2 separate regions of the Homo sapiens genome follow, and region 2 is linked to region 1. The links are chromatin loops, found by intact Hi-C in ENCODE. Cell type or tissue: ovary. All regions are shown on one strand. Links, peaks and the distances in the headings refer to the core of each region. The heading gives the core; the rest is flanking DNA.

Evidence for each region. Hi-C counts contacts between places; a loop is a spot of excess contacts. Peaks named below come from ENCODE experiments on the same cell type or tissue, not always from the same donor. Only the 100,000 strongest peaks of a DNase experiment are listed, where the experiment ranks them.
Region 2: a loop joins it to region 1, with 4 times the contacts of the local background. A loop is called at or near these places in 40 of 110 quality-filtered maps.

What each region holds. Positions count from the first base shown.
Region 1 is chr6:107,992,027-107,997,406 of GRCh38, forward strand. No RefSeq gene overlaps it. Among named protein-coding and RNA genes, the nearest start is that of SEC63, 37 kb to the left of the region's middle. In ovary, for the core only: no CTCF peak of the experiment used is centred there; no DNase peak of the experiment used is centred there.
Region 2 is chr6:108,524,384-108,529,763 of GRCh38, forward strand. AFG1L (AFG1 like ATPase) reads left to right here. Exons shown (of 13, transcript NM_145315.5): 13 at 1-1,618. Among named protein-coding and RNA genes, the nearest start is that of FOXO3, 34 kb to the right of the region's middle. In ovary, for the core only: a CTCF peak has its summit at 2,467 (motif pointing left); a DNase peak (open chromatin) is centred at 2,681.

The DNA.
Region 1 (5,380 bases), core at 247-5,246:
GGTTCCCCGGGAGACAACCTCTGAGATTCTGAGATTGTATGCAGGAGATTTATTGGGAAGTGCTCTTGGGGTTCACCATCTATGATGGGTGGTAAGGAAAGCAGGATTCGGTGGTGGGGGAAGGTAAACTGCAATGCAATCACTACAAAAGTCTCAGCCAACCTTGCAGATTGCTGTGAATCTGGGGTGGCCCTTCAGAGATGTCTCAACTTGCTGCCAAGGGGCCAGGCCTTTGTTCTCTCTTATGGACAAGTCATTGAATGTAACATTCCCCCACCCCCACCCACCAGGAGGCATAATCTTGGAGCTTTCATTGGCAGAGAGACCCTGCTCTGGGAGGGGCTCAGTTATGAGCTGTTTGGCCCCTGAGGGAATGAGTGCCTTAGTCCTGCAGAAGGATCTAAATGGCACACCACAGCATTCACTATATACACGCAAAAATGTAAGTCTCGGGAGATATAAAAATTAGATTAGATAAGCATAAAGAGCCAAGTGCCTGTAGTCCCAGCTACTCAAGAGGCTGAGGCTGGAGGACTCCCTGAGGCCAGGAGGTTGAGTCTGCAGTGTGTTATAATCAAGCCTGTGAACAGCCACTGTACTCCAGCCTCGGCAACATAGTGAAACCTCATCTGTAAAAACAAATATAAAAAAAAAGCATAAAGAAAACCTTTAAATCCTCACCGCTAGCCTTTTCTAATCAGTTTTAGTATAAATATGCAGTTTTGTAATTATTGTGAGATTTTGTGTGTGTTGTCTGCTCTTTAAAGTGTTTAAAGAGCATTTGAGAGACTCCGATTGAACTTGGGATTTTCATTAAATGATTAGAAGAGTTTAGTTAAATAAATTTTGGTAAATGTTTAAATGTTTAGGGAAATTTAACTTATTTAAACCTATTAAGTTTGGGTTGGTTCCTCTTATAAGTAGTTTGAATACTTACGAGTGTTAATTGTTTAAGGAGACGTTAATTTAACAAATTCATAAAATTAATAAATTTGGCATGGAACAAAGCCCAAAGAGTAGTGAGCATTACTCTCCATACACAAAAGCCTCTCAGACATTAAATAAGCTATCAATATATTCCAGGATGGCAGGGTTTTTTTTTTTGTTGTTTGATTTTTTTTTTTTTTTTTTTTTTTTTTTTGAGACAGAGTCTCACTCTGTTGCCCAGGCTGGAGTGCAGTGGTGCTATCTCTGCTCAATGCAAGCTCCACCTCCCGCGTTCACGCCATTCTCCTGCCTCAGCCTTCTGAGTAGCTGGGACTATAGGCACTCACCACCATGCCCGGCTCATTTTTTGTATTTTTAGTAGAGACGGTGTTAGCCAGGATGGTCTCGATCTCCTGACCTCGTGATCCGCCCGCCTCGGCCTCCCAAAGTACTGGGATTACTGGTGTGAGCCCCCTCGCCCGGCCGATGGCAGGGGTTTTATCTTTTCATCATATACGCCAATTTCAATCATTGGTGGTGGATGCTATGTTGAGATCTATGACGTCTGGGCTCAGTGGGAAATTCTGTCGTGATTGACTAGTCATGTCTGCCACAGGTGTGACAGCTCAGAGGATCAGCATATATGCAATATATTTATCAACATTGGGTCATTAGATAATCAGAAAAAAAGGTATTCAAACTATATTATCAGAAAAGAACGTATCCAAACTATATTATCTTTACTCCCCCTGGAAAGTCTTCACTGAATTTAAAATGGAATATCATTACCTAGGCTTTTATGTAGGGGTGATATCAGGAATATCCATCTAAATAATGTTTCTCTATATTTTCGGAACTGAGACTGAGAACACTGTAATCTTAACCAGTGTCCCTACATAAGGTTTCTTGTAGTAAATTTCTCCTAGAATTCAGTTGCAGAAAAAGTGTTTTCACTGGGTGCAGTGGCTCAAGCCTATAATCCAGCATTTTGGAAGGCTGAGGCAGGCAGATTACTTGAGGTCAGCAGTTCAAGATCAGCCTGGCCAACATGGTGAAAGCCCACCTCTACTAAAAATACAAAATTAGGCCGGGCGTGGTGATGCACACTCGTAGTCCCAGCTACTCGGGAGGCTGAGGCAAGAGAATCACTTGAACCCGAGACGTGGAGGTTGCAGTGAGCCGAGAATGCACCACTGCTTTCCAGCCTGGTGACAGAGCGAGACCTTGTCTCAAAAAAAAAAAAAATACAAAATACAAAATTAGCCGGGCATGGTGGTGCACCTGTAATTCCAGCTACTTGGGAGGCTGAGGCAGGAGAATTTCTTGAACCCCAGAGGTGGAGATTGCAGTGAGCTGGGATCATGCCACTGCACTCCAGCCTGGGTGACAGAGTAGGACTCTGTCTCAAAAAAAAAAAAAAAAGTGTTTTCATTGGATGAAAGAGTATGACCCTTTTATTGGGCAACAAAATAACAGTGAATTATACTGTCAAATTGCAATCCTCCCTTCCCTCCCCACCACTACTTTTTGTTTTTCACTCCGGCAGTAAAAATCTGCATTGCTTACTAATACTTTGGTGTGAGTATATTCTTCAGGGAGCTCAAAGGGACTCTGATATCTGCATTGAGGTAGAACGCATAGGACACACACTGAGACAACACAGGAATAGAATGGTGAGGGGGGTCAGCTGAAGTCAGAGTTAAATATTTCAAATGCACTGTCTGAGTCCATTCATTTCATAACTGAATGTTTAAGGATTACAGAGACTACTAGGCATGGGTACAAGAAGATGAGTAATGGCTGAGCACAGTGCCTCATATCTATAATCATAGCACTTTGGGAGGCCGAGGTTTCTTTCTGTGGAAGAATTCCTTGAGCTCAGGAGTTCAAGACCAGCACTGGGCAACATAGGGAGATCCTCGTCTCTACTGAAAATACGAAAATTTGCCAGGCTTCACAGTGCCACCTGTGGTCCCAGCTACTCGGGAGGCTGAGGTGGGAGGATTGCTTGAGCCCAGAAAGGTGGAGGCTGCAGTGAGCCAAGATAATCCCATTGCACTTCAGCCTGGGCGACAGGAGTGAGTCCCTGTCTAAAAAAAGAAAAAAAGAGAAAAAAAAATTTGTGTTTTGGAAATACTGTAGAATCCTAGTTTCCATTTATTGGATGGATTGGATTGGGAGTCAAGCTTTCAGGCAGGGACTATTGTTTCTGGAAAATATGGTTGAATAAAAAAAGGAAGTGTGAAACAACCTGTACAGTGTGATCTTATTTCAATACCACATTTTGCTGTGTATGTGTATATGTATATATATACACATATATCTCATACATATACATAAAGATCTTGAAAATGTATATATCAATATCAATCTAATAACAGAGTTTATCTCCTAAGGAAGGGGAAGAGAGGAGGTGTAGAGTGGACCAAAGAACTTGCCTTTGGCCAGGCTCAGTGGCTCATGCCTGTAATCCCAGCACTTTGGGAGGCCAAGGTGGGCGGATGGCTTGAGCTCAGGAGTTTGAGACCAGGCTAGGCAACGTGGTTCGAACCCTGTCTCTACAAAAAAAAAATACAAAAATTAGCCAGGCTTGATGGCACACACCTGTAGTCCCAGCTAGATTGCTTGAACCCAGGAGGTTGAGGCTGCAGTGTGCTGAGATGGAGCCACTGCCCTCCAGCCTGAGTGACAACGTAAGGCCCTGTTTTAAAAGAAAAAAGAAAAGAAAAGAAAGAAAGAGAAAGAAAGAAACTTAGCCTTTGTTCTGCAGACTTAATTTTGTAAGCAGAATTGAGATCTACATCCAGTTACCCGTTGTGAGTGATGAAGTGACTTGGGACCTATTCGAACATAACATATTCTTCCAGGGAAAGTCTCATGGGTTCAGCCGTTCAGCGACTATTCACTGGGCCCTGGACACTGCTGGGGCGATGGGAGGTTCCTGCCCCTGTGGAGTTTACAGTCCAGTTGTGGAGGAGAGAGACACACGTGAGACACTAATCTGACGATGCTAACAATGTGTGCCAGGCAGTGTATAACACATATGTTCTGGAGACAGGGGGATCTCTAAAAGTTTGAGTTGGATGAAAAAGCCTTCTCAGAGAGGCAGGGATTGAACTGGCCCCTAGAGGAAGAGCTTTCCAGGCTAGGACTTCACGTGAGCAAATGCACAGATGTTGCATTGTGTTGACTATTGAATATGGTGCATTTAAAGTACAGTCATGGCTGAGGGTTCAGAAGTGGGAAGTGACTTTGGAAAGGTGGTTGGGCCATCTCTCAAGATGAGGGCAGAAGGCAAGGCTGAGGCTCCTAAATGACAGTTATAACTAAACTTATATGTTGAGTAGACATTACACATGACCTATTGGAAAGAAACTATTAAGTGATGTACTATAAAGTCATTTTAATTTGCCCACAGAGGCATGAGTTGGATTTAAGGAAGCAAATCCTTTTAAAATGGACACTTTAGAGTCTATTCCTCTTGTATCAAATTGCTGTTGGGAAATGAAGAAATTTGGGGACATGATGGAAATGCTCTAGTTTTTTGTTTTTTGTTTTTTTTTTAGACAGGGTCTCGGTCTGTCACCCAGGCTAAAGTGCAGTGGTTTGATCAAGGATTACAGCAGCCTCGGCTTCCTGTGCCCAAGCAATCCTCCCACCTCAGCCTCCCAGGTAGCTGGGACCACAGGCACATGCCACCACACCCAGCTATTTAAAAAACATTTTTTTTTTTTTGTAGAGACAAGGTCTCATATGTGGCCCAGTGCTGGTCTCAAACTCCTGGGCTCAAGCAATTCTCCCATCTCGGCCTCCCAAAGTGCTGGGATTATAGGCATTACGGGCGTGAGCCACCATGCTCAGCTTTATTTTTGTTTTTGTTTTTTTTTAAGTGGAGACAGGGTCTCACTATGCTGCCGAATCTGCTCTCAACCTCCCAGGCTCAAGCAATCCTCCCACCTAAGTGTCCTGAGTAGCTGGGGCTACAGGAGTGTACCACCATGCCCAACTAATTTTTAAATATTTTTGTGGAGACAGTGTCTCCCTATATTGTTCAGGCTGGTCTCGAGCTCCTATGCTTGAGTGATCCTCCCACCTCAGCCTCCCAACGTGCTGGGATTGCAATTGTGAGCCACTGCACTTGGCCTACTCTGTGTCTTGATTGTCGTGGTGTTTTTACAGATGCAAACATTTGTTAAAATCCTCTGCATTGCACACTTAAAATGGGTGTGTTCTCTCGTGAGCAAATTATACAATACAAAATAACAGAGTGAATCTGAAAAATAAAAAATAACTGCCCTGGACTTCCTTTCCTTAGGCTGAGCAATACCATTTTAGAAATAGTTTAGGAATTTCAGTGAGTAAACAGGAAAAGAAAGATTCGGAGTTACTAAAGAGACTGGAAACAAAAATTTCCAATTAACTGTATGATTATTAACCAGCCAGCATGGGTTTA
Region 2 (5,380 bases), core at 52-5,051, 530 kb after region 1:
AGAAGAGTCCCCCTGTCAAGTTATGTTATAAAAGTTCATCTGAGGTCAGATATTGGGAATAAAGTTTCATTTTTCCATCGAAACAATCACGTAATGTTAGTTGGGGTGCTGGTCAAACGCATAGAAGCCTATGTAATTCTCAGTGTAGCTTCCCTATAATGTCATTTTGGTACGAAAGAACTTAAACCCTGAGAAAAAAACTGTAGCTCAGTCTCCACCTAAGTAACTGGAGCATGTGCCCACTTCTGTGCCCCCAATCCGCAATCTCCTTCCCCAGTTCCAGGGGCCTGCTGGGATTGGCTGCAGTGGAAGAGGCTCTTTGAGCTGGGAGAAGGGTTTATGCAGAAAGTGGGGCTAGAAGGCTTTGGCTGGATCTCTGGAGGGGAGGGAGTTCCATGGTGGCTGGAAATCTCCAAAGCTGGTTTCATAAAATAGCATGCAAGAAAAAAACCCAAGTCTTCAAGAATAGCCATCACTAGGAAACAGTATGGTAGCTCTACTAAAAGAAAAGTAATGCCAACATGAAAAACAACCCCTAGATTGGAGAGCAACATTTCACTTTATATGTCTTTCTTCTGAGCCCTGCCCCTATTACATTCTCAGCATTCCAGTCTTTCTCCATAGAAGTCTCTCAGCAAATGCTCTTTTTTTGAAATGCTTTAAATGTATACTTTGAGACGGAGGTTTGAGCTGAGTACTGCTGTGGAAAGCTCCTGCTCAATTCAAAACACAGACCGGGGGGATGTCTTTAGAGTCAGGAGAAAACATCATGTGCCAAGGGTGCTCTCCAAACTGATGACTAGTTCCCAGACTTAACAGAGGTCAAGCGGAGAAAAAGGAAAACTTTCTTTAGAGAAGAAAAAGAAAAATCTTATCACTTCTCATATTTCTTTAGGCAGTGTATGAGCTTATTTGCTGATATCACTAATCCTGAGATGAAAAACAGGATGGACTTAAGTAATTTTTAACCTATTTCTGAGGCCAAAAAGACTGTAGTATTATTTTAATCAAATTTATGCATTTTCAGTGGGACTTCAAATTTTAATAATAAGGCAATACTTTTATCTTCTTAAAGTATATTTCCTGTACTTATAAGTGTGCAAATGACATAATTTTAAAATTAGTTGGAATATTGAAAAAAATTAAAATTTCACTTGTAAAATAAGTGGATGTGCTTATATCCATTTATTTATTTAAGAAACACATGATGTTTTCTGTGTCCTGGGCATGGTTCTATGTGCTTTATAAATAAACTCTTTTGATCCATATAACAGTCTTATGAGATAGGTGCCATTATAATCATTTTATAGACAGGGAAGCTGAGACACAGAAAACAGCTAAAACAGATTAATGAATTGCTAAGATATAACCGAAGTCAATAAAATTAGCAAAGTGCTAACGTATTAAATTTTCCATTTCATTGCCTCTGTCCTGAAAACAGTATTGCTGGTCCAAGTAACTTGAACCTACACTTGACGGCTGCTTTATCTGAGATTAAAAACATGCAGAAGGATTGGGCGCCTGGGTCCCTGACATTTGGGTTCTTGATCAGTTACGGGAATCTGTCTTGCAGCAAGTCTGTAAGTTACCTTTATTAGATTTACTAATCTCAAAAGAAGTCACTTGCTGGTAGGAAAGGATTTTCTTTGGAAATGAGTTTATAACTTCTTTTACAGTCAGAATTAAGATGAATGTTCCCTATTGGCATATAGCAGTTCATTTTTCTGGAACAGAAAATTACAAATGTTAAAATCTGCCCTCTTGTCGAGTGTCTACTGACTCAGTCCAGCAGCTCACTAGGACCCTCACATCTGTTGCCCTAGCTGGTCATTCGGTCCAGTCAAACATGCCTGTCCACTGACCTTTCGTCTGTGCTGCATGGAGCCATCAGTCTGTCTTACCTGCTTGCCTAGGGGGCTTTCTGGATGTCGTCCCGAGAATTTTCCTGTCTCAGGGCTGTACTTTCTGGGTTCCCGGTGGTTGATTGCTGGTCTCTAATGATGCAGTGGAAAGGGCTTGAGATCTGGCATTGGAAAATTCAGTTCTGCTAATTATTGTTTTGTGACCTCGACCAAGATAGTGCTCTGAGCCTCAGTTGTGTCATCTTATAAATGGGAATCATAATGCCCATTTCATAGAGTTACTATGAGGATTGTTGGTGAAAAGCGCTTTGCAAATGGCAAAGGATTAAACGAACATCAGTTGTTATTGATACTAATGATTATGATCATAAATCCTACTTTCTGCTTTGTGTTATAGCCTTTTGAGGAATGCAAAACAGAAGACACATTCCAACCCACTGGTTTCTAACAGAAGGGAAAAGATACGCATTAAATGGCTAGACACCAAGAGCACACGGGTCTGGCTTAATGAGATGCTGGAGAAGATTGTTAAATTCAAATCCATGTTTTCAGGATTAATACAGAAAATGAATTGTTGCTTGTTTGGTGAACATCAAAGATTTCCCAGAAAGAGGGCACCATCTTGTGGTCAGTAGGATGAACTGACAGGAGAAAAAAAAAAGGCCAGTGGTTCTCAAGGCTACACATTCCTAGGCCTAGGTCCACATCCAGGGTCAGGTATGGTGGGTCAGATGTGGGGCCCCAGCATCAGCACTTGTTAATGTTCCTTGTAAGATTCTAAGGTGCAGCAGGGTTGATCACCGCCAATCAGGCAGGCCGTGGAGCTCTTGCCTGTGACTACACAGCCGGTACGCACAGAGAGCCCTGCCTGCAGCTGGGTCCTGACTCTGGGCGCCTGATGCAGAGACCACGGCACTTTCCAGGGAGCAGAGGCTGTTGCTATGATTCCTGGAGCCCAGGTCATCAGCACACTGGCACACACAAAGTCACCTCCCAGAGCCCACCCCTCTCCTCCCTGGGGACCAAGGCTCCTCTGCCTTTCTTCTCCACCCACACTAACAACGTCAAAATAGTTAACCACGCAGCACTTCCTAGTTTAGAAAGCACTTTAGGAGGCCAAGGCGGAAGGATCGTTTGCTCCTACCATATCCGTCGTCCACAGCAAATTCTGCAAGGGAGATGCAATTATCCTACTACCCATGAGGAAACTGGGGCACTCGGAGGGTAAGTGGTTTCACAAGCATATCGAGTAAGCATATGTCTTCTGGATCCCGACCCTGTGCTCTGCAGCCCTTCTGGTAGTAGTAATAATAGTAGCCCCCATTTTAAAGTCATCGTGGGTCTTGAGGCTAGAACAGGAAAGATGTGGGTGTAGGGGTATGCACAAGGGTGTTGTTTTGCACAACCCCATATGTGATGGCAAAGAACTGGAATCAGTGGTTGGCAAACTTTGAAATATTTAATCTTCACAATAATTGAGAGAGTGTCCTACTTTGTCACCCAGGCACAATCATGGCTCGCTGCAGCCTTGACCTCCCAGGCTCAAGTGATCCTTCCACCTCAGCCTCCTAAGTAGCTGGGACTACAGATATGCACCACCATGCTGAGCTAATTTTTAAAATTTTTTTTAAAACACAGATGGGCTCTGGCTATGTTGGCAGGGCTGGTCTCGAACTCCTGGGCTCAAGTGATCCTCCCACCTTGGCCTCCCAAAGTGCTGGAATTATAAGCATGAGCACCACGTTTGGCCCCACTTTCCACTTTCAAAATGCTTGCAGACCCCAAAGAGCTTTTATGTGGGTGGGATATATAATCACCAGTATTAGAAATCAAACAGAAATTGTTAGATATTTAATTCATTTAAAAATAACAATAAGCACATGAAATATTACCTAAATAGCATTATGAAAAGTAACAGCATTTCCAAAACAAAAAACAAGTTAGTGAGAAAAGTGGCATTGTTTTAAATTTTTGCCAATGTCTGGTTTAGTAAAATACAGACAGATTCTGTTGGAATATCACACATCATGTAGCTCCTGAAAAAATCAACTGTGTGCATGTGGGAGAATGAGTGAGAAAGGTAAATAATGTCTTAGTGGTTTTATGGAAAATGACTTTGACCTCATGGACTCACTAAGAGTCACAGGTCCCTCAAGGGTCCCTGGACCACCCTTGGACAAGGCTGAGTTTATTGCTAATGGGATGAAGGATTCCCATGTGCCCACTGGAGCCCACTGGTAAGAGCTGGTATTGGCAACTGGAGTGGAGAGGGGGTGCTAAGCATGGGAAGGGTGGGGCCAAGCTGGATGGGAATTTGAATACAGGAGAAGATGGTAGCCAGTCTACCCATTGAGACCCCCTAGCCACTGCCTCATGTCATCCTTGTTGCTGCCTACTGCTCTGAGCCCTAAGCACTTTGCCAGCCCAGCCCCAACCTTGCAACTCTCTTCTTTAGCTTCTCCTCCTGTGTCTCAGCTCCTCCTTCTCTGAAAGCTTCTGGTTCCTTTTCCTTTTCTCACCATCTAAGTTCTTTCTTGGATCCACATAAAAATGGCGATTATAAAAAACAACACCCAATATTATACAAAGTACTTTCACACATAACGTCTTTTTCACACTCTTTTCTTGATGTCCATAGCAACAAATACCAGCCGATGCCAGTTATTCTCAAGTGTGTCTTCCCATCCCTGACTCCACCAGTCTCCTGTTCTGTACTTCCAATTGCCTACTGGATCTCTCCTTTTGAATGTTGCGTAAACTCAGTGTGTCTCAAATAGTTACCCAACCCAATCCTCCACACTGAAATATTTTCTGGCAGTGCTACACCTTTTGCAGTGATACTGTCTCAGGCACTCACACAGCTGCAGTACTCTAATACTCTGCCACTGGCCCCTTGGCAGTCGACAAGAGCCAGTGATGTTGGGAACAGAAAAGAAGGGATAGACATTAGAATCATGTTACATGATGGAGAAAGGGTTCAAGATAAGTATCAGTGCAGGACAGGACTTGGAGAATGGTTAGTTATTGGAATGAATGGCAAATCCAACAATCTGAAGACAGGAGCAGTTTGAGCAAAGGTGATCCCAGGACTTTCAGCCTGTCCTGCATGTTTCTACGGTTTCGTCTACAGTGACTGGATCAGTTCTGGAGTCTCCCAGTTCTCATTATCCACCTGGGGGCTGGGGATAAGACTCCAGAGAGTCCTAGGACAAGCTGGCCTTTGGGAATGCAGTAGATAGTTCTCATTTCTCTGATTCACTCTTTAATTTATTGAATAAACACTGTCAAGTGCTTCTTATGACAAGGCACTCTGCTAGATGCTATGTGGGACATAATGAAGTTTACAGCTTTAAAAAAAAAAAGTCATTATTTTGGCCAGGCACGATGGCTCACGCCTATAATCCCAACACTTTGGGAGGCCAAGGTTGGGGGATCACTTGAAGCCAGGAGTGAAAAGAAAGAAAAAAGAAAAAGAAAAAGAGTTATTATTTTAATAGGAGAATCTATAGATTGGTTAC